Regions from separate parts of the Homo sapiens genome. Here region 2 is linked to region 1. Evidence: chromatin loops called from intact Hi-C (ENCODE). Cell type or tissue: Calu3. All regions are shown on one strand. Each heading gives the region's core, and the rest is flanking DNA. Links, peaks and the distances in the headings are about the cores only.

Region 1 (5,379 bases), core at 280-5,279:
CTCGGGAGGCTAAGGCAGGAGAATCACTTGAACCCAGAAGGCGGAGGTTGCAGTGAGCCAAGATTGTACCATTGCACTCCGGCCTGGGCAACAAGAGTAAAACTCCATCTCAACCCAAAAAAACCCCAATAAATAAATAAATAAATAAATAAATAAATAAATAAATAAATATCGTAGAAGTGCAAGCTGTTCCTTTAGTGAATGGATAGATATCATGTCTTTTGGTAGTTCCTTTAGCTGTTAAAGTAGGGTATTTTGCCTATTGTAGAGAGAGAGCCTTACTATACTTGGAGCTTTTATTGGTGAAGTTAACTAGGTGGGAGGTTCTGACAGATGGTGAGGGATATGGAAGGGATAATCCAGAGTCCCTGCTACTTTTTAACACTCCCTCCCCAAAATCATTCTCTTCTATTTGTTTATGAATCTTATTCCTTCTTTCTTCTCTCGCCTCATCTCTCTTTGCCAGGACTGATGATGAGATGGTTCTGAGTATTGATTGACAGGGCTGGAAAAGAAGTAGAGGTGGGGCCGGGCACAGTGGCTCATGCCTGTAATCCCAGCGCTTTGGGAGACCGAGACAGGTGGATCACCTGAGGTCAGGAGTTCAAGACCAGCTCGGTGAACATGGCGAAACCCCTGTCTCTACTAAAAGTACAAAAATTAGCCGGGGATGGTGGCGTGCACCTGTAATGCCAGCTACTCAGGAGGCCGAGGCAGGAGAATCACTTGAACCCTGGAGGCAGAGGTTACAGTGAGCCAAGATCGTGCCAGTGCACTCCAGTCTGGGCAACAGAGTGAGACTTTATCTCAAAAAAAAAAAAAAAAAAAAGAGAGAGAGAGAGAGAGATGGGCAAGACACTTATTTCATAGGAAGGAGGAAGAGGGAAGCAGGCATTTACTGCTGTGGCCACACAGCTGGTTTCCTGGCCCCGTGCAGCTTTATTTCTAATGTGCAATGTGATTGTCTGCCCCTGTTGTCCACAGGACTAGCCTGCTGCCATAAACATGGTGCATGTTGTAAATATTGCACAAGCCTCCCCAGATACTAAATATGTGTAATTCTTGGGGCATGGATTGTGTGGTTCATTTGGAAGTGATGAGGAATTATTATATTGCTGTTCCCTAATGAAGAAAGTCACTTTGCCTGGTGAGTTTTGTCTGTCAACTGGATGAGGATCATCCCTCTGTCTGGAAGCCAGAATTCAGTGGCAGCTTTTAGATACCAATGCTAAGTCAATTTCTTTTGTCTTGGCAAGGGATGGCATAGTATTTCCAGAAGTAAAGTCTTATATGCTGGACAATGTGGCAACAGATGACATACGAAACCAGATAAATGTAGCCTTAGGGCTTCAGGGCAAATGCACCAAGAGAACCAGGCATAAACCTCCTGGCATTTTTTGGCCCAGCCCTGGAAATCCTAGTGTCACGTTGGCTGTACTATATAGGTTGAAGCAGAATCGAGGTGAAGGGGGCATAGGGCTGCCCACCTCCCCTTCCTAAGAGGAGTGTCAGAGAACTTACTGACCTGTTTTAAAACACGAATAGGATCCTAGTGGAGAAAGATCCATTCTGATCTACCTGGGGCACTGCATGTAGGTAATTTCTGTGGTGTGAGTGTTACTATTCTTGTATTTGAGTCTTACTTGAAGACAGGGATAGGGGCCACTCTGGTGGGGTAGGAGCCACTTCACAGCCTCTTACCCCCACCCCCAACCATGTTCCCCACCACACGTGTTGGGACTAATGGCTTGCTTGTGTACAGGCAAGATCAGAAGCAAGCTGTGTCACCATCGTATTTCCAGCACTTAGCATAGTGACTTGAACAGAATAGATATTCAACAAATACTTCTTGAATTGAATGTCATTAACTAAAAAATAGTGCTAACTTTTGTATCCTTGAGTTTTGTCACTGGATACGTGAACCCTTGTGGGACTCCCAGGAAAGACTTACTCTAAACAGGAGCCAGATTGACTGATGTGATCACCAGCCTAGGGAGAGCAGTGAACAAAATGGGTATACCTTGTTCTCCTTCTAGCTGGCCATTGATTTTTTTTGGTGTTTCACATGGGCTGTTTTATAAATAACAACGGTCTTTTTGTAACTTGGCTTACAGTACTCAGTAAATACTGTGCTCCATGTGTATAGGAGTCTGTCCTTTGGGGAGGATAGACTGAAACTTGCTGTTTTCATTGTAATTAGTCATCCCTTTGTCATGAATGGCAGCTTCTCTCCCATTCTATAGTCTACTGGGTAACTCTACAGTTTTCCTTTGTTGAGTGCAGCATCTGATTCCATTAGTTCTTTGTGCAGGAACAGTGCATTAGTGTGGACGTGGGAGGCTGGTGAAAATTGTTATTTAAGGCATACCACATTATGATGTAGTCTTACCTAATGCCTTGGAATAAGAGTCACAGAATGGTTTGTTCATTATGTCTGAAATCTCTACGGGCCCTGAGTGATGAGATAATAAGTAATCCACCTGTAAATGGAGACTCTGGAGGGCCCAGTTAGATCCTACAAACCTGGGTCACAGGAGGGGTTAAGGGAGATGGGAGTTACATTTCTCACTCCCAGTCCTGGAAAACATCCCACTTTCTGTATTGTTTTCTTACAAACATTGAGTCGAATCTCTGAATTGATAAGCTGCCTAGCTGATAACGAGGCTAAAGTAAACCCAGCAACTTTAAAACATGTTTTAAATTCAGGGAGATGGTGGCTACAAAGAAGATACAATTTGAAGAAGGCATGAATTTGAGAGAAAATTTTTAGTAACAAATGCATTCTACTTACGTAGAGGTGGGAGGCATGTTTGAAGGGCACAGGGTAAGTAGTAACTTTCTCTTTCCTTCCCCACCTTTTCTCATTGACCTGCATTGACAGTTGTGCTGCGTACTGTGGGCTTGCACACTGGTTCACCTGACAATGAAAGTTTTATAAACTCTGGGCACTCTGAACTTCACCCAGTCCTTGGCAGTAGGCTTCTAGATTGACTAATCATGTAGTATTTCTTAGATGTGGCCATTAAAAAAAAAAACAACTTTGTGATGTAGTTGAAGGTCTGGATTATATTCAGCTTTCGAGTAGGACATGGGGCAGAATCCCTAGCACTGTAAAAATAAAACCACTTTTCATCACAAAGCTCAAGGGAAAAGAATGTAAGGTGTGTTCATGTTAAATTAAAATTACACTGATGTCATGGTGCAAACAGGCAGCTCCAAGGCTGCGGGACTGGCTGGTTTTCATGCTGATAAAAGCATGAGCCATCAGTCTTGATTGATGACTCTGTCCACACGTGGCACCTATGTGCTGTGAGAGATACAAGCACTCTTTGTGTAAGCAAAAGCATAGCATTGCTTGAGTTTTATTATAGATATAGTTTACCTAGCACCACCTTGGATCTCATAGACTCACATACTCAAGGTGCCCTGTTTGATCTTTCTGTGGTCACAAGATATTGCAGTCCCGGCCCACTGCAAATTCTCCCTTAAAATGGGACTTTCCCTGGCAGCGAAGCCCAGTCTCCACTGTTGAAAGAATAGCCACTTGCTGGATTGCAGTCCAGCTCAGGGAAGCTTCATTGTTCACGTGGCACTGGAGCATGTGAGGAACGCAGAGAGGGTCCTGAGGAAGGCGCTGAGATCCAAGGAAGAGCATTCTTGGAACCAGTAACTTGTCATTGCTGGAAACAGAGCTGTTGTAGCTGTTTGGAGATCTGAGTTCTAGTCTTAGCTCTTTCCCGCTGTCTACATGAGAGGTCTACTTGATCTTTACTGGACTTCACTTTCTTCATCTGCAAAGTGAACAGGGATGAAGTCAATGTGCTCTAAGCTTAAATATTCTATAATCCTGCTTAAAATCATTTCCATCCAAAATGACCTGTAGTTGGCCGGGCACGGCGACTTACACCTGTAATCCCAGCACTTTGGAAGGCTGAGGCGGGTGGATCACCTGAGGTCAGGAGTTCGAGACCAGCCTGACCAACATGGCAAAACCCCATCTCTACTAAAAATACAAAAATTAGACAAGTGTGGTGGCGTGCACCTGTAATCCCGGCTACTCAGGAGGCTGAGGCGGGAGAATTGCTTGAACCTAGGAGGCAGAGGTTGCAGTGAGCTGAGATCGCGCCACTGTACTCCAGCCTGGGCAACAGAGTGAGGCTCCATCTTGGAAAAAAAAAAAAAAAACCCCAACAAAAACCACCAAAATGACCAGTAGTTAAGCTGCAGCTTCCTCTTTAACTCAAGTTATGGCGATATGATGGAAAAGCAAGCCAAGCCACATATTAATCACGTTGTATTAGCAATTTGACGAATCAGTTATTTCATGAACACATTTATTAAGCACCCATGAGTAAGGAATTGTGTCAGGCACCAGGGAAACAAAGTACTTCACTTTCAAAGCAGTTCTAGTAAAGGGGAAAGGTAAGTGAGTTCTAGTAAAGGAGACAAATGAGTGAAAAAGAAATAATTGCGAGGCAATTGCCTATATCAGAAAGAGTGGTGAGGTGAAGGAGGGAGCAATAACCCTGTGAGGTTCGGGGTATGATGGTAGGTGATCAGAGGAAGAGACACTTAAGCTGGGTCTTGAGGGGCAATTAGGAGTTCTCCAGGGAGGTGTTCCCTGTAGAGAACAGTATATGCAAAGGCATAGAAACCAAAAAACATGAAATCACATGGTATTTGGAATGAACATGTGGAAAGTTCTGTTATGTAACAGATGCTTGAGATCCAACATTATTATCATTGGAAACATTAAAATATGGCAGATCTTATATTTTATAGTTTTCAGTTAGTAAATCATTTATGAGGCCATCAGTAAAATATTACAAGTCTTGGTTTTTAAAGATTGTCAGTATGATGTATTTAGACAGAGCCTAGTGAAGCTTGATTCAGTATTCTTTTCTTATCATTTGAAAATATTTTTTTCGGCTGGGTGCAGTGGCTCACGCCTGTAATTCCAGCACTTTGGGAGGCTGACGCAGGTGGATCACTTGAGCTCAGGAGTTCGAGACCAGCCTGGCCAACATGGTGAAACCCTGTCTCTACTACAAATACAAAAATTAGCCAGGCGTGGTGGTGGGTGCCTGTAATTCCAGCTGCTTGGGAGGCTGAGGCAGGAGAATTGCTTGAACTCGGGAGGCGGAGGTTGCAGTGAGCTGAGATCGCGCCATTACACTCCAGCCTGGGTGACAGAGTGAGACTCCATCTCAAAAAATGAAATAAATAAAATAAAATAAATAAAAAATTTGTCCATACTGGGTTAATGACAAAGCAAATTTAAAAGTTTTAAGTAAATATGGAATGTATTCTATAAGGTAGGCATTCTTGACCAGATATAACAAATCTCTGAACTAATTATGTCGCCTTGGTCAAATCACA
Region 2 (5,379 bases), core at 61-5,060, 130 kb before region 1:
CAGCTGCTTGGAAAGCTGAGGCGGGAGGATCTTATAAACCCAAGAGGCAGAGACTACAGTGAGCCGTGATCGTGCCACTGCATTCCAGCCTAGGTGACAGAGCGAGACCCTATCTGAAAAAAAAAAAAAAAGAAAGAAACAACAAAAAAAACACCCAACCAAACAAACAAATTCCTGATTTTATTCCTAGGATATAGGTTATTCTCTGGGAGAATCTGGTTAGTTCAGTGCACTCCATCGTTAGCAGACGATAATATTCTGCACTTAAATCACTCCTTTCATCTGTAGCTCTCAAATAATTTTATAAGCATTAATTAGTTCTCACATCTGGCTTTGAACCTATTTTCCCACTTGTCAAATGCATAATAAACAATTTCGTACCTGGGTAAAGCCAAAATACTGGAGTGGTGTCTCCCAGGTTTCCAGAGACCCATCAGAAGAGTCAAAAACCTTGGTCACTTCTGCAGACATCTCACCTGAGAGGGACCAGATGTCCAACTGCTTGTGGATGAGAGTCTGATACTGATGGCAAATAATTAACACTTCTTCCTACCACTTATTTCTATTCAGATCTTCTGACATTAAAGTATCAAATAGGATATGATATTTGGGAAAAGTTTTCAGACTTCTAATCATGTATGGATTTGAGAATTAAGTATTCCTTTCTGCCTTTATAAAATTAGAGCTCTTCTTATATTATTATTATTATTATTAGATTAAGTCTCACTCTGTCGCCCAGGCTGGAGGGCAGTGGCGTGATCTCGGCTCACTGCACCCTCCGCCTCCCGGGTTCAAGCAATTCTTCTGCCTCAGCCTCCTGAGTGGGTAGGATTACAGGTGCATGCCACCACACCCGGTTAACTTTTTATATTTTTCGTAGAGACGGGGTTTCATCATGTTGGCCAGGCTGGTCTTTAACTCCTGACCTCGTGATCCACCTGCCTCAGCCTCCCAAAATGCTGGGATTACGGGCATGAGCCACCGCACCTGGCCCAAGCTCTTGTATATTCTCTACTACATAAACTCACAGACCAAACCTGAGCCATCTGGAGGGTTCTGGGACAGGACGGGGCACTTTATGGCCTCACCATTTCCCACACTGTGTCCCACTGCCCTAGCCACAGCTACCACTTACCACTGTTAAAATAGTAATGGGGAATTCCTCTGGGGTCCCAGATGAAAGAAAAAGCTTCACATTACACCCTTCCACCCCTACAGTTCTGACTTTGACACTGACATTTTAATAGTTGAAAACTAAACACGACCTTGTACCTTCATTTCCTCTCCACTTGTTCCCTTCTTAACCCCCTGCGGTCCAGCCTCCACACTCTTCCCTCTGCTGAAGCCGTTTATGAAAAGTCTTCAGTGACTTTCTCGTGGAATTCCAAGAGGCGTCTCTCGGGATCATTCCCTCTGAGCTCCTTCATCCTGCTGCCCACCCTGTCCCCTTGAAGGTCTCTCTTCCCTCGACCTCTGGGATGCTGAATTTCCCATTTTTTCTTTCACCTCTCTGACATTTTCCCTTCTGGTTTGGAGGGCCCTCCACAGGGGTCATTGGTCCTGGGGTCTCCGACCTGTCTTGTGGGATCAACTCCCGCCATCCTCATCTCTGACAGGGGTAGGGATATCCCTCCTGATTTCCCAGATGAAATGCCCGAGAGATGGGGTTCATACCACGCTTCCTTCCATTTCCTGCACCCCCGGGCTCACGGAGTTTCTTTTTCCTCTCGTAGCTCTCACCCCTTCACCGGCTAGCATTGTTAGTTCAGGCCCCTACATGCAGAGTATTTTCCCCCAGACTATTCTGTTCATGAACATTAACTAAATATGTTTGCATGTGCTCCCCCAGTTTTTAAAGTTTATTTGAGAGATATTCCACTCTCCCAATTTTTGATTGTTTACATATTATATATATATATATATTTTTTTTTTTTTGAGACGGAATCTAGTTCTATCACCTAGGCTGGAGTGCGGTGGCATGATCTCAGCTCACTGCAACCTCCGCCTCCTGGGTTCAAGCAATTATCCGGCCTCAGCCTCCTGAGTAGCTGGGACTACAAGCACACACCACCACGCCCAGCTAATTTGTTTGTTTGTTTGTTTGTATTTTTAGTAGAGACAGGGTTTCACCATGTTGGCCAGGCTGGTCTCGAACTCCTGACCTCAAGTGATCTGCCCACCTCGGCCCCCAAAAGTGCTGGGATTACAGGCGTGAGCCACCATACCCAGCCTCACATACGCTTTCTCTTAAACTAATGTGTTCATTTATTAGGTTGCTCCAAGAGTAATTGCAGTTTTTACCATTGAAAGTAATGGCAAAAATGGCAATCACTTTTACATCCACCTAATAAATATGTAAAATAGAAACTCAAAAAGTTGAGATTTTTAAAAGTAAAAACAAATCAAAATTCTTTTTTTTTTTTTTTTTTGAGACCGAGCCTCTCTCTGTCACCAAGGCTAGAGTACAGTGGTGCAAACTCAGCTCACTGCAACCTCCGCCTCCGAGGCTCAGGTGATTCTCCTGCCTCAGCCTCCGAGTAGCTGGGGCTACAGGCTCATGCCACCACACCTGGCTAATTTTTGTATTTTTAGTAGAGATAGGGTTTTACCATGTTGGCCAGGCTGGTCTCGAACTCCTGACCTGAAGTGATCTGCCCACCTCGGCCTCCCAAAGTGCTGGGATTAGAGGCATGAGCCACCACACCTGGCCCAAATCAAAATTCTGATATCTTCTTCTCATATCCCAGTGGGTGACCTTAAGCAGAGCTGAGAGGGCCCCCCCATCAGCGAGCCCAGGGACCCAGAGGTCAGCAGCATCCCGAAGGCTTTGTCCACTGCCAGGCTGGCGCTCCTCCTTCCTACAGAGCCCAGCCTCTGTGCTCATCCCTATAAAACACTGGCTTCTTCTCCTCCCTTCTTCTGAGACCTCTGGTCTCCGGGCTTTCCAGTAGAGAACAGGCAGTCCCAGCTGACCTTCAGGGAGCTCCACATCCCATCATGACTTCTGTTCCAGCCTTTGCTCCCTTCAATGCCCCGCCTGTCCTCTCCAGGTCCTGGGCCTCTGCCTGGCTCAGGGTGAGCCTAGGTCACCTCCGTCCCACCTTCCCTGTTCACGCCATCACGTTGCTGTCTCCTTCCTCACAGCTCTGTCCAATCTTTTGGCACCTGGCCACCCGCTGTTACTTGACACTCTCACTCATGCCATCTAATCGCTTCACTGGATTCCGATCTCCAAGAGCACACAGTCCAGGTTTCTTCTGCATAGACTTTGAACCTGTCCTCTGTCCCTGCAGTGCTCCTCAGTCCCCCTCTCAGGACAGCACCATCATCAGAGCGGCCTGAGCCCTCTTGGTGGTTGTGTTTGGACAGAGACAGCTGTGGGGGCCACGGAAGCTCTGACACAGTCTGATGTGCTGATCACACGTATACAGGTGGACTTCACACGTTTGTGGCAGGCAGCTTAACACTGCTAAATTCTTAAACCTACTCAAGCTCAGCTTCTTGCAAATACTATTTCCCAGAAGTTGGTAATATATTCTCCTAAAGATTTAATAGAAGAAAAGTTGGCTGCTTATTGAAAAGTATGCTTTTGACTGCCAACTCGGATTATTTTAAATTAATGTTAATGCATGCAAGATTTACTCGCAAAGCATCCATCTCTTTAGTGCCCGATGGGGCTCAGGGCATGTGTGTAAATCATTCAGATGACAATTTCCTGGATTGAGTGCTTGGCATTTACCTACCACAGATCAATGCGCTTATTCACAGATGGCAGCATGGGGACACTGAGGATGATTGGAGATGTTGGACACTCAGGAGCAGAATGACTCTGAAACAGTCAAGAGGCAGCAAGCCTGGAGCTTCTTCCAAATCTTCTTGAATTCTCCTTTGAAACTCACCAGCAAATGCTGACCTGGGAATTTGAAAACAGCACACTAAAATGGAGATATCAACTCACTTCCTGGACTTTAATCTTTATGGCTCTGTGGCTGGAGTGCAGCCATCCAGTTCTTCAAGGTGCTTCCACGGGACCATATTGTTACTGGGGTGAATAACCTTTGAGACCCCTTAACAGAAACACACTCTCGTTTGTGAAATGAATGGTTGCAGATTGCAAGTGAATTTCTAGGTATACTTCAGGAGGGGATTATCCAAGAAATTGAGTTGTTTAATTTTTTTTCCTTTTTTTTTTTTTTTGAGACAGAGTTTCGTTCTTTTCGCCCAGGCTGGAGTGCAATGGCACCATCTCGGCTCACTGCAACCTCTGCCTCCCAGGTTCAAGTGATTCTCCTACCTCAGCCTCCTGAGTAGCTGGGATTACAGGTGTTAGCCACCATGCCTGGCCAAGTTTTGTATTTTTAGTAGAGACGGGGTTTCACCATGTTTGTCAGGCTGGTCTTGAACTCCTGACCTCAGGTGATCTGCCTGCCTTGGCCTCCCAAAGTGCTGGGATTATAGGCATGAGCCACCGTGCCTGGCCTGAGTTGTTTAATATTTAAACTACATGTTTTTCTTGTGGTAAACTCGTCAGACTTGGTGAATGTTATAATTGTGTTCAGAGTCCAAAAGTCATTCCATAGCATATATTTCAAGTATAATGATGGCTCAATGTCCTGAACCAAGATTATCTTGGTGGCTGAGGCTAATACCTGATACTGTGGGTGGCAGGTCACACTCTCTGCAGGTTCCCATCGGGTCGGGTGATGCTTTTCAGATTAACGGTTAAGTGCAGCTATCTTAGCGAGGGTTCATTATTGAAGTTTCTATTTGTTTCTTTATGCTTTTTAAAATAACTTACCTGCATCTCTTACATTGATTGCAAAGGGCCAAGTTTGAGACAGTGACAGACTTGAGAGAAGACCAAAGCTATCCACAGAAAGCTTTGCTAGCTAAATATTTGTTTGAGATTGTCGATCCTGTTATTCTTACAAGAGGCCCACAGAAAAAGGAAGAAAGAAGGAAAGAAAAGGAAGAAAGGAGGGAGGGCAGGGTAGAAGGAGAGAGGGAGGAAGAAAGAAAGAAGGCCGGGCGCGGTAGCTCACGCCTGTAATCCCAGCACTTTGGGAGGCTGAGGTGGGCGGATCACGAGGTCAGGAGTTCGAGACCAGCCTGGCCAACATGGTGAAACCCCGTCTCTACTAAAAATACAAAACTTAGCCAGGCGTGGTGGCGCACGCCTGTAATTCCAGTTACTCGGAAGGCTGAGGCAGGAGAATTGCTTGAACTTGGGAGGTGGAGGTTGCAGTGAGCCGAGATGAAGCCATTGCACTCCAGCTTGGGCAACACAGCAAGACTCTGACTCAAAACAAACAAACAAACAAACAAAAAAACCACACAAAACGAAAGAAAGAAAGAGAGAGGAAGAACGGAAAGAAAGAA

Evidence for each region. Hi-C counts contacts between places; a loop is a spot of excess contacts. Peaks named below come from ENCODE experiments on the same cell type or tissue, not always from the same donor. Only the 100,000 strongest peaks of a DNase experiment are listed, where the experiment ranks them.
Region 2: it touches region 1 in a loop (2.5-fold over the local background); 1 of 110 quality-filtered maps calls a loop at or near these places.

Annotation. Positions count from the first base shown.
Region 1 is chr6:155,082,540-155,087,918 of GRCh38, forward strand. All of the region lies in intron 1 of TIAM2 (TIAM Rac1 associated GEF 2), which reads left to right. Among named protein-coding and RNA genes, the nearest start is that of TIAM2, 90 kb to the left of the region's middle. In Calu3, for the core only: no CTCF peak of the experiment used is centred there; a DNase peak (open chromatin) is centred at 3,252.
Region 2 is chr6:154,957,361-154,962,739 of GRCh38, forward strand. No RefSeq gene overlaps it. Among named protein-coding and RNA genes, the nearest start is that of TIAM2, 35 kb to the right of the region's middle. In Calu3, for the core only: no CTCF peak of the experiment used is centred there; DNase peaks (open chromatin) are centred at 3,171 and 4,541.